Regions from separate parts of the Homo sapiens genome. Here region 2 is linked to region 1. A link is a loop called in an ENCODE intact Hi-C map of the cell type or tissue named here. Cell type or tissue: PC-3. All regions are shown on one strand. Each heading gives the region's core, and the rest is flanking DNA. Links, peaks and the distances in the headings are about the cores only.

Region 1 (6,395 bases), core at 1,310-5,309:
GTAATAAAAATGTGCCAAGTTTATGAAATATGAAGATAAGTTTAAACTGCACAGTTTACATATACTGTTATTGATTAATATTTACATGCTTTACAAGAACAAAATAAAGAACCAAACAAAAATTTAAGAATAAAGTCCCGTAGCACAGCTGTGGCACTGAAAAATACACACACATACACACACACACGCACATACACACACACTATTTTGGTCCTCCATATAAATAAAAAGTAAGTGAAATAAGAAACACATTTGAATTAGAAGTGTGTGCACAATGTATATACCAGTAAAATATGTGTAAGGAAATAAATGTGAATTGATTCCATCATTATATATTTGAGATTGATTTTACTGTTGAGATATGTTGAGTAGCACCATTTGATGATTAGGTGGGAACATTATGACACTGGTTCACTAATAGTAAGTACAAATTTTTCTCCTAAAGGTTTTCTTATGGTAACTTTTACTGAAACTTGATATGTTAATTTTTCCTGAAGTAATAGCCGAACATTAATTATTATCAACATTATCTAAGATATAAGTCTGAACTAGGATATTTATAATGGAAATGTGGTAGACAGAGGCACTTTATTTTGGTCTTAAAAACTTCTGTTTAACATATTTCAGTCTTCTGTTCTATGGTAATACCAAAAATAACACTTTAAAAAAATTCAAGGAATGTTAGACATCAGGCTCACTACAGAACTATTTGCAAAGTAACTTCAAATTCCATACTTGCTACAAATGGAATGAATGCAGGGCAATAAAGAAAATATGCAAATCCTTTTATTTTTGTATCAATATATGATTTTGTATGCCAGAAGATATTGGAATTGTGTGAGCTGGTAGATTTGAAAGAAATACAAAAGAAAAACAGGAATGGTAAAGAATGATGCAAGGTAAATTTTAATACTACTGGAATGTAGACTGTTATCATTTTGCAATTCAAATCCAATAAATTTGATTTTAGTAAACTCGATTGAGTTTACTATATAGGTTGTTGCAAACATAATTGCAGTTTTGGCCATTAAACGTAATGGCCAAACCATTGTAATGGCCAAACAGCAATTACTTTTGCACCAACCTAATAAAAAAGTTCTAAGAAATGGATATAGCTATCATTCCCTTGACCCGATCACCTTCCTTTCTTAGTAATCTTACTAAAACCTTAGTAATGTTACTTAGTAATATATCTAAAACCTTAGTTTTTTAGTAAATACTCTTAGATTTTAAATTCAAATATCTCTATCAGAATTTTCATCCAGGAATACTCCTTCTATGTGAAATAATTTATTATGTTCCATTTATTCTGCTTCATGTAATGTTGGCATAATTATAAGGGAGTGATATACTCTTATTTAAATTGTATTTTTTCTACAGCTGAGAATTTTTTTTTTAAAGGAAACCACCATATTGGGTAAACTAGCATCTGCATGTAGGAAATAACAAACTGTCAAAATATTGATGATTCAATGTAAATAACCTCATCCTGGTTAAAGTAAAACACCAGCTTTATTAAGGCCACATATTTTTCCTAAATAACACATTATTTTAAAATTTTATGTATATATTTCAGAAAATTCCCTCTACCATGTTATGTGAAGCATTATAAAAGTAAAATGTTTTCAGATAGACCTGTAGCTAATATTATTTTAAAATTGGGCCCACAAATAAGAAACACACTTTCAAAATGAAAGAACTCTTTTGTTTTGAATCATGAACTCTGACATTTGCTAATTTGCATAATAATAGTCAACTAGCTCATCCTTCTATAACTTGGGTAGAAAAATAAACGACCAAATAAACAACTTGAGAATAAAGCCCATAGCATAATAGTAGTACTTAAAAATACACAAACACACACACTATATTTGATCCTCTACAAGTTAAATCACATCACTACTCATTGGATAAATGTAAACCAAAACCACAAAGAAATATCATCTCATACCAGTCAGAATGACTTTTATTAAAAAGTATAAAAACAACAGAATCTGGCAAGGCTGTGGCAAAAAGCAAATGCTTATACACGGTTGGTGGAAATGTAAACTAGTTTAGTCACTGTGGAAAGCAGTTTGGAGATTTCTCAAAGAACTTAAAACAGAACTACCATTCCACCCAGCAGTCCCATTACTGGGTATATACCCAAAAGAAAACACATTGTTCTACCAAAAAGACACATGTACTTGTGTGTTCATCACTGTGCTATTCACAGTAAAAAAGTCATGGAGTTAACCTAGGTGCCCATCAGCTGTGGATTGGATAAAGAAAATCTGCTATATATACATCATGGAATACTATGCAGTCATAAAAAAGAGTGAAATCATATCCTTTGCAGCAACATGGATGCAGATGGAGCCATAATCCTTAGCAAGTTAATAAAGGAATGGAAAACTAAATGCCACATGTTATATCTTATAAGTGGGAGATGAACTTTGAGTACTCGTGGACATAAAGATGACAACAATACACACCGGAAACTATCGGGAAGAGGGAGGGGTCAAGATTTTTAAAAATCTCCATTGGGTACTATGCTCACTACCTGGGTGATGGGATCAATCATACTTCAAACATCAGCATCACACCATATATTCATGTAACGAACCTACACATGTACCCCTGAATCTAAAATAAAAGTCGAAAAAGATGTTTGAATCAATAGTGTGTACACAATGTGTGTGTGTGTGTGTGCGTGTGTGTGTGTATATAAGTATGTAATCAGTTAATATGTGCAAGAAAATACAACTGGAGGCCGGGCGCGGTGGCTCACGCCTGTAATCCCAGCACTTTGGGAGGCTGAGGCTGGCGGATCACAAGGTCAGGATATCGAGACCATCCTGGCTAACGCGGTGAAACCCTGTCTCTACTAAAAATACAAAAAAATTAGCCGGGCGTGGTGGCGGGCGCCAGTAGTCCCAGCTACTGGGGAGTCCGAGGCAGGAGAATGGCGTGAACCCAGGAGGCGGAGCTTGCAGTGAGCTGAGATTGCACCACTGCACTCGAGCCTGGGCGAAAGAGCGAGACTCTGTCTCAAAAAAAAAAAAAAAACAAAAAAAAAAAAACAAAAAAAAAAAAAGAAAATACAGCTGGATCCTATCATGATATATTTGAGATTGATATTATTGTTGGGAGGCTACTCTCTTGGGGGAAAAAGAAATAGACCCTCGTTATGTCCCAAATCTGTTCCTATTTTGCACCTGTACCTTTACTTGGCTAGAGAAAAATGAAATTGAGAAACATAAATTGCAAGTTGGTGCCACCTGTTGAACTGTCATTGATGTTACTGTTGAGTTTGCTTTTCTATATTTTTTAATGGCTATATTAGTCATTCTCCTTTTTCCTCAGTTTTCTCACATCTCTTCACCACTCTTACATACAGGGGCTGACGTTGCTTCTTAATTCAGTAAGAAAATTCCAGTTCTCACAAAATAAATTTCAAAACCTCCCCAACTCACAACTTCTCACTTACTGGCATTAGTGCCATATAGTACATCTTCCCTCTTGTTTTTTTTTATGAGACAGCACATTCCTGAGATGGGGAAAAGTCATATAAAAGTATGACACACAACAAATTATCAGTATTATTGCATGTAAAAGAATTTAGATACTGCAGAAACAAAAACAAGTGTTACCAAGTCCACATGGCTTGGTTTTCCTGAACAGCTAAGCAGTTCTTTTCAGCACATTTATCTTTTCAGAACCTTCCTCTTTAAGAAACCTGTGAGTCACTTGTGCATGGCTTTGTCCCATCTTGACCTCTTCAGGGCATTAGGACAACTATTTTCCTCTGTCCCTGGTATCCTCAGGATTACCCTCATCTGCATTTGAATATTGCTCTCATATAAAAAGTTACTTCTTGGACCTCCCCATTAACACCAGATCCATCTTTTTTTCTTGATTTTCCAGTCTTTCCCTGCTATCTCTGTATTAAAACTGTTCTTGTAAAAAGCCCCTAATAACTGACAACGACTGAATGTAGAGTAAATTCTCAGTATCCCTCTTGCGTAACCTTTCCATAACTTCTCAGCCTTATTTAACAGTGCCGATTATTTCCTTTTCCTTACAATACTGTTCCTAGACCATGCTTTCATGGCTTTCCTCCTATTTCGCCACTACCCTTCCCATTTTTCCTTTGGTGCTTCCCTTACTTTCTCTTAATTGACTGTGGTGATTCCCAGGGCTTAGTCTTTGAATTCTTCCCATTTTATATCCACATTTATTCCCTTGATCTTCTCTAGAAATATCTTCAAATATATCTCAAGTTGGTATGTCAGCATGGACCAGTCCTGTTAACTCGAGTCTGTATTCTGCTGCTTATGTGAAATCTGCAACAGTTCCTCTTTTGAACATGCTGATCTTAACATACCCAAGGCTAAATATCTGGTTTCCTCAATGTGACCTGATAGAGTTTTATACTTCATTTTCCTCATAATGAACACACAATAGCGTCATTCTTAGCTTTTTTCTTTCACATCCAAATCTATCTGATCCATAAATCCTGTTGACTCAACTTTCAAAATATTTAGAATCTCATCACTTTGGAAACCCTGGATAATTAGATCCAAGCTTAGAAGATACTTTCTATGGACTGTTGCAAATGTCCCCTACAAATGATTTCACTGCTCCCCCTTTTGTCGCTCACAGTGTCTTCTTAAACCAGCAGCCAATATGATCTTATTAAAATGAAAGACAGATGCTAATGGCACTTTTCTCAAACCCTTCGATGGTTTTCTGTTTCTATACTAAAAGCTAAATGAACTTTCCAAATATTTCCTCTCCGATTACTCCATTCCAGTCTCCTCTGCCTGGCCTGCAACAGGCATGCTGTTTCCTCACAGCCATGGACATGATAGCCTTCTGCCTGAAGAAATCTGTCCCCACACTTACAAATAGTTTGTTCACTCACCTGACCCCAGTCCTTGTTCAATCACAACCCACCTATTGAGGCCAACACTGATTGCTCCTTTTAAAAATATTAACAACAATCACCCATGGTTCCCATTGCCTTTACATTGTCTTGTTTCCTTCCTTTGTTCTTAACACCTTCTAAGATATTATATCATTACTTTATTATGTTTATTGTTATGGTTCGGAGATATTTTCAAATTTTTACTTTGTATAGTATGTATCTGGAGCAGTATTCAACAAAATACTATATTTGGAATCCAAGTGTTTATTATGGCTTTTAAAAAAATTAGTCTGTAGATTAAAAATAAATACATAAAGCTAGCCAAATAAATATGCCTACCTCTTGTGTTTTGCACTGACAATCCAAAGGATCATGTGACTGTAGAATGTTCCATTCTATTTGCTTGGGCAGATGAGGCAGGAGAGGAAGAGCAGGGTGAGAGAGGCAGAAGCAGAGGAGGTGTGCAGTGAGAGGCAGACGGTATGCAGAAACTCAGAGGACTCATATTTATCTACCTTATTTGTTTTCTTGGTTTATGGTTTGGCCTTAAGATATTCCATCATTTTAATTCTAATTTTCAGCAGCTAGAAATATTTATATTGGTAGCTAAATTAATATAATGTGGAAATATTGGCATTGTAAGCACCCAAAGGAATAATAATTAATTTTGCTATGGAGTAATGTTTTAGATTTATCTTTCCCTTTGCATGGAATTTAAATCATATTGTCCCTTATGAGTACAAAATAGCTTACCTGCAAGTCTAGCTCACTTTGAATCAATGATTACAACTGATAACACTGTATGTCATGTTTCAGAGCAAAACCGCTGATGTCTTTAAAATTAAAGTCATTGGCATAGTCTACTTTATGAGTTAGGTATGACTGAGTTAGGCTCTTTCTTTGATCTATAGATTTAAATTTTCAGTTTATCTTAAATTGAACTATTAGTAGAGAAAATTAATTGCAGTTATGCTAGTCTACTAAAAATAAGAGATCACTGGATTGCATATGAAAAGGAATAATTTCCATTCTTCATGTAGCTTTGCTATCACCTGTAACGACATAGTTGAACTACAGGTATTAAGATATACTTTACTTTTCAAAGAATCTGCGTTACATAACAGTCATTGATAACTCTTTTTTTTTGTTTTTTGGTAGTGTTAATGCAAGATATTACTATGTTAAATCCTAATTTGCATATATCCTAGTTCATTTTAAAAAACATGATTCTTATAATTAAGAATGTAATGAATGTTACATCTTCAGTTAACCATGCTAAAATTTGTGCTGGTCTTTAGGAATGAGCGAAAAATTGTAAATTAAAATGTTTGGTTCTGTATTTGCTAGATTTGGATACCAGAGCAAGTTACCCACATACTTTCTATATTTTTATAGAAATTACTGATTTATAGTATGTATTTATATTTTTCTTCATGTGTGCAAAGGTATTACTATTTTCAAAATGTTAATGTTTATAAATGAAAGA
Region 2 (6,395 bases), core at 1,187-5,186, 130 kb before region 1:
TTCCTCAATACATCTGTTTTTAAAAGATTATTTGAAACCTTGCAATTAATATTTAAAAAATAATAAATCTATTCATTAAAGGCATTTATTGAGTGCATAGTTCATGCCAAACCCTGTGCTAATAGTTTTAGTCTTACGTAAGTATAAAAGTGGTTATTAACTTAAAAGTTTTCAGTACAATAGAAGATTACTGATGAGCCTGTCAAAAATATTCCCTAATTTTATTTATATTTTTTTAATCAAGTATTTCCATTTACTTATTTTCACCTCTGGTGAAATTCCTCACATGTTATACACATTTTCCACATTTTCTACTACTACCTTTAACATATTAATCATCATTATTTTAAATTTCCTGGCTGATAGTTCCAGCATCTGAGTCATGTCTGAGTCAGGTCCTATTGATTGTTTTGTCTATCGATAGTAGATTTTCCTGTCTATTTTCCTCCTTAATTTTGTATCTCTCTGAAAATTTTTGTTGATGGTTAGATATCGTGTGTATTTGTGCTTGAAAATGGACATGTCTTTTTTTCTGCTATGTCTTTAAAAGGTGTGGGGTACATATTTGAGTTCAATCATGAGTTGAGCTATGAGTTAGTTATGTTATTATGATGGTTTCCTCCAATAAACTAGTATCTTCAAATTATTCTAGCATTATATTGTTCCTAGAGTGGTATCTGTTTATCATATAATTTTTCTTATTGTCACCTTCACCTTCAGCTTGTAGCTATCCCTTTAAACCTATAGCTAAGAGAGGGTCTTTCTTTATGCTCTTGTCCCCTTTTTAGCGGTAAACTGTTTTGCTTGTTTCTCAGTGCTTGCTAGTATGGTAGGGTAAGACAAAACTATCTGTTGTCATAGTTCAGCCTCAGGTTTAGGAAGGTCCTAAATCTTGGAGGAGGTACTTTTTCAGTAATCTTGAGCTGCGCCCAGTGGCAGGGTATCTCTAATGGTATCTACTCAATATGATATACTTTTTCTTACCCAGGGGTAGATATTTTTCTTCCCTGTTCTCTTTTTCGTTCCTGGAGGTGGTAAAGTTTTCTTTCCTTCCCCATCAAAACTAAAATTTTTGATCTGTATTCTACTAGTAGAAGAATATATGTAAGATATCTTATTTTTCTCATTATGGTATCCACTCTTTCCTTCAAACTTTTATTATAGAGAGTAGCTTTCTCTAATCTTTTGCTGTAAGTACAGTCATCTCTTGGATTCTCAGCCAGGGAAAGTTGGCTCCAGGACCCCCACAGATGACAAAATCTATGGATGTCCAAGTCTCCTAGTAAGCCCTCAGTATCAGCAGGTTCCTGCATCTGCAGATTCAACCATGATTGAAAAGTTGGCCATCTGTATCCACAGGTTCTGCATTGGCAAGTACAGAGGGCTGACTCTACCATGTGACGATCCATAGAGAAGAGTACATGACTGGATGCCAACTTCACTTTTGCCTGCAACTCCCTGGGGTTCTGTGATCTCATTGTTGCTTATATTTAGCTTCTGGTAATTTGGTAAAAATAAATAAGTAAATACAAATTTACTGAATTATTTCTAGTTGCTCACATGACAGCCTCTCTTCCTCTCATGTTTGTCCCCATGTGAATCAGTATTGATGTCCCCATCTCTCCCTAGAGGTACATATCTTTAATATCAGGGTGGGTGGCTGCCCTGATATCTCAGCTCTCTGGGTACATGGACAAAATAAAAATTAAAGGATGTTCAGCAGTGTAGATTATCTAGCTGAATATGAAGTCCTTGAAACTGTTTTGCCATTACTAGACATGATGTATACTATTCTGTAGCATTTTTTAGTTTTTTGAGTATAAAATCTATACTATATATAGTTAAAACTATATATGAAACTTTATATACCATATATAAACCTTATATATAACACTTTATATGAAAAACTATACCATACATACTTTTTATAGTATAAAAATATTATATGATAGCACTCCTTAGTGTTGTAATCAAAGCTATTGTTTTGCTTGGTTGATATTTTGAAATAATAGTACAAAAGAGAAGAAAATTGTGGTGGGAGAAAATTATGTTTGACTAATGGTAGTCTAGAAAAACAAGTAAAAGAAGAAAGAGGTTGCCTAGAGATTACAAAATAAACAGAAATATCAAAAGATTAGGCCAAAGTCAAGGTTAAAAGGCAGATGTATATATGGAGAAAACACAATGTAAGAAAACCCAATGGACAGAAATTGTTGGGATGGGTAAAAGGCGTGTAAGTTGAGGATCTTACTCACAGATGTGTTTGATTTTTATGATCTTGAGTACTGTTTTGGGTATAAATGATGGTTAGCTAAAGTTGAGTACAGGGTAACATCTTTGGGATTAAGAAGTTCTAGGTATTTGGCCGGGCGCGGTGGCTCACGCCTGTAATCCCAGCACTTTGGGAGGCTGAGGCAGGCGGATTACGAGGTCAGGAGATCGAAACCATTGTGGCTAACCCGGTAAAACTCCATCTCTACTGAAAATACAAAAAATTAGCCAACGTAGTGGTGGGCGCCTGTAATCTCAGCTACTCGGGAGGTTGAAGCAGGAGAATAGCTTGAACCCGGGAAGCGGAGGTTGCAGTGAGCCGAGATGGTGCCACTGCACTCCAGCCTGGGCGACAAGAGCGAGACTCCATCTAAAAAAAAAAAAAAAAAAAAAAGGAAGTTCCAGGTATTTGTAGAGTTAAGTAGAGAATGAATGGTGTGCCTAGACAATTGTACCTTCTAAACATCAACAAACCTAGGATAGAGAATGACTGTTGAAAGCCAGGCATTAAAATTGTGAGCAAACAATTTTGGAGTGAGTGTGATATTAACAATACAAGGAATGAAGTGATTTAGTTTGCTGACTTGAGTCATAAGATCAGGAGGGTGCTGTGGAATCGGGAGTTCTGAATCAACAGAATGTTATTCATCTCCTGTCTTTTATGAGTGTCATGCTTGAAATAATGAGTAATTCTGTCAAGAGGGTTTGAGAGAAGTGAAATTTCAAGGGAGGAATTAAGTTTTGATAGGATTTCTTCAACTTTGGAATCAAAAGCGAACTTTCCCTCCGGATAGGTTACATGAAGCGTCAAGGTCTCTGCATTTTCTTATAACACAGAAAGATGGGAAAAAAATAAATGTAGGAATAACAAAAATATTAAACTCAATATTAGTAAATTGAAGTTCATTCGATGATTAATAATGGGGATAAAAATAATTTAAAGGTAAGACAAAATAACTAACAAATTAATTGGAGTTGTACCATATGTGAGAAAATAATTTCAAAAGGCAACAGGGAACTCATGTGCATGAAAAATAGGTTATGCTCATGTTGTCAAATAGAATAGAACAAAATCTATAAATTTAAAATTGTGAGTATGTTTTAACTAAACATAAAGAATAATCTAAGGGTGAATTGTCTAACAATTAAAATAAATACCTTAAAATTTCCTTGCTGTGTATTAATACATTTTGGGCAAGCACTTGTTAACTGTTAACTTGTGGGAAGAGAGGCAAGATTTGAATTTGGTAACTAAATTTTCAGATAAAATAACAAAGTATTATTTATGACCATATTACCAATTAGTAGTCTATTTGTCTCTAATTCTAGTAAGTAGCCTTACATTTTATATACATTATTATATTGTACAAATACATTAAGGATAGAGCCTTATATTACAAGGCAAATATCTACAAATAAAGCAATTTTGCCTGTCATTTTAATATACTGAAAGCACAGTGGAATTTCCCATTGTGTTTTCTTACAATGTAATTTTAGCATAACCTTGGATCATTAGGACATCCATCAACAACAGGACGATAATTGCTCAGAGCTCCAACTCATTAGGTCATCAGTTCTGACTAATCAGATTGTTTTTGTAAAAAATATTTTGCTGATGAGCATTGAACATTACCTTTTATTGACCATGATGGAATATTTATGTAATTACAACTTAATCTAAAATGTCACCTACAATTTTCTGTAACATAATCTATTCTCTTCTTGAATAATGCAATGCTTTGAAAGCTAAACTTTATAATTCAACTAAATACTGCATTTCAACATTTTATTTACCTTTGAAAGTTTTTGTTCAGGTTAGTGACCATGAGGCTCTATTTCTGTACAACTGAGCATGTTCTCACAATGACTTCTATGTTATCAATTCAATCATTGATATTTGGAATAAAGATAGTTAATAAAGTTTGATTTGAACACGTTCTCAAATCATGCTAGGTAAATTTACTGATGATTTATTTAAACATGAATATCAAATCCAAATATTCTAGAGTGATATAATCAACATGTTAAATGTCCCTATAAGATGGGTGTCACGCACATAAAAGTCAGAAACCTAGTACATTTGGGTTTAACACATATGTACCTGTTAGGTTTTACTATCAAAATTTTATTGACATTTAGGGTAATTTTGCCAAAACAAATAGCCCACCCTTTCTTGACCAAAGAAGGTTTAGGTGGTAAATAGTGCCTAAATTATATTTGGATATTTTTCATGTCAATAAACAATTGGCATTGTTTAAGTGGGTGTTATACTAAAGGAGAAATAGTTAAGGTAATACAATCATATGCTATAGTTGGACATGTAAATCAGTAAGGGAATTTATCTAAATCTAAACAATCAACTGCATACAGATTCTTTAGGATTTTTAGGGGGCTGAAATTTTATAAATTTGTATACACAAGAGACAAAAATGTAAAAGCAATTATTTTACATTTGCTTTTACATTTTTGTCTCTTGTGTATACAAATTGCTTTTACTTTTTTTGTGTATACAAATATATGAATTGCTTTTACATCTTTGTTTTTTGTGTATACACATATATGATATTTATTTTTCATATTTTGAAAAATAAATGTTTTGAAAAATAAATATGGGGGTGCTAAGACAGTTTACAGAACCCAAGTAAGAGCTTAAAACACCAGAAAAATGCAAAGGTGTACTACAAGGTGATACTTCTCATTTTATTGATCAGAGTTAATAAACTTCCCTATTCGATGGGTATCTGGTGTTAACATGACTCCTAACTCCCAGCCTCATGTGGCTCAGCATGAGACAAAAACCCAGAGCTGAGTCAACTGTTCTAGTGCACATGCAGGGTGGAGGCAAAGTTGTTGCAAGACTCAAGAAACTTGGCAGGTACTTCAGACAGTCAGTGTCATCATTTTACTTGTTTATTTATTCATTTATAATGTAAATTACTATATGTAGCTAGACATGCATTAATACAAGTAATGTGTGCCTTAGGTTATATATATTGCTAATTATTAAATAGCAAGTATCAATGATTCGCCATGTAAATCAATTTGAATGTGGCTAAATTCTTCTATTACAGATGTAACCCTATCCTAAATTGTTTAAATGCATTTTTTGCTTGATTGCTCTTTTTAAAATTGTTTCACAAATATGTATATAACACTAAATAATATTGTAGTCTTTTGAAAATTTAAACTATAGATGTACCCATTTCTCTGTGTTTGTTTCTTTTTCCCAAAATTGCACTAGTGATTCATCTGTGTTGTTATGTATAGCTGTAAGTCTTTACTTACTCAACAATTGTTTTGCAAAATGACTTTACTGATTTTCACTTTCACCAGACATGTTCTTGTTGCTCTATCTCCTAACACTTCACATTATCAGACTTTTTCCTTTTATCCTATTTACCATTCTTTCTATAGAAAAACTAAATACTAAACCCAAGTTTGTTGGGATCTGCTGTTCCTCTAGAGGAAAAGTAGTTTCAGCATCCTAGTGCCTCACATCAAAATCTTGACTCTAATTCTCTATTATATTTTTGTTTTCTTCCTTAGCTTAATAGTTCTTAGTATTTTGTCAATTCTTTAATGACATTAAGAACTTGATTTTTCAAAACATCCCTATCAATTCAAAACATTTTTCTTATTTACGGGTTCATCCAAAATACCCCCACTGCCATTGCTAGAAATAGAAGTGTAGGCCTTCAGTTTTCATGGCCAGTGTTTTCTCATTATTGGAAGTGGTATGACTGTCAAGTCATGTAGCTTGTGCATTTTTCTTGAATCTTCTATTTAGCATGTATAGCAAGTGTCTTTTAAATTCTTCTTACATTACTTTTTATAGCACCTTAATTGGGATTAATTCAAACATCATAAAATTCACCCATTTAAAGTGTATAATTCAATGGTTTTAGGCGTATTCATAGTATTGTGCGATCATCACCATTATTTACTCAAGAATATTTTCATCACCTCCTTCCAAATACCCTGTGCCCATTCATAGTCACTCCTCATTTCCCTCTGGCCCTAAACCCTGGCAACTACTAATTTACTTGCTGTCTCTACAGATTTGCCTATTCTGGAAATTTTACATAAACAGAGTTGTAAAAAATGTGGTCTTTTAATCTGTTTTT

Evidence for each region. Hi-C counts contacts between places; a loop is a spot of excess contacts. Peaks named below come from ENCODE experiments on the same cell type or tissue, not always from the same donor. Only the 100,000 strongest peaks of a DNase experiment are listed, where the experiment ranks them.
Region 2: it touches region 1 in a loop (4-fold over the local background); 1 of 110 quality-filtered maps calls a loop at or near these places.

What each region holds. Positions count from the first base shown.
Region 1 is chr18:67,861,590-67,867,984 of GRCh38, forward strand. All of the region lies in intron 3 of DSEL-AS1 (DSEL antisense RNA 1), which reads left to right. Among named protein-coding and RNA genes, the nearest start is that of LINC01903, 50 kb to the left of the region's middle. In PC-3, for the core only: a CTCF peak has its summit at 3,256 (motif pointing left); a DNase peak (open chromatin) is centred at 3,582; H3K27ac peaks cover 1,064 bases.
Region 2 is chr18:67,728,199-67,734,593 of GRCh38, forward strand. All of the region lies in intron 1 of DSEL-AS1 (DSEL antisense RNA 1), which reads left to right. The region is part of intron 1 of LOC105372173 (a long non-coding RNA gene); the gene reads right to left. Among named protein-coding and RNA genes, the nearest start is that of LINC01903, 83 kb to the right of the region's middle. In PC-3, for the core only: no CTCF peak of the experiment used is centred there; DNase peaks (open chromatin) are centred at 2,883, 3,823 and 5,093; H3K4me3 peaks cover 641 bases; H3K27ac peaks cover 3,145 bases.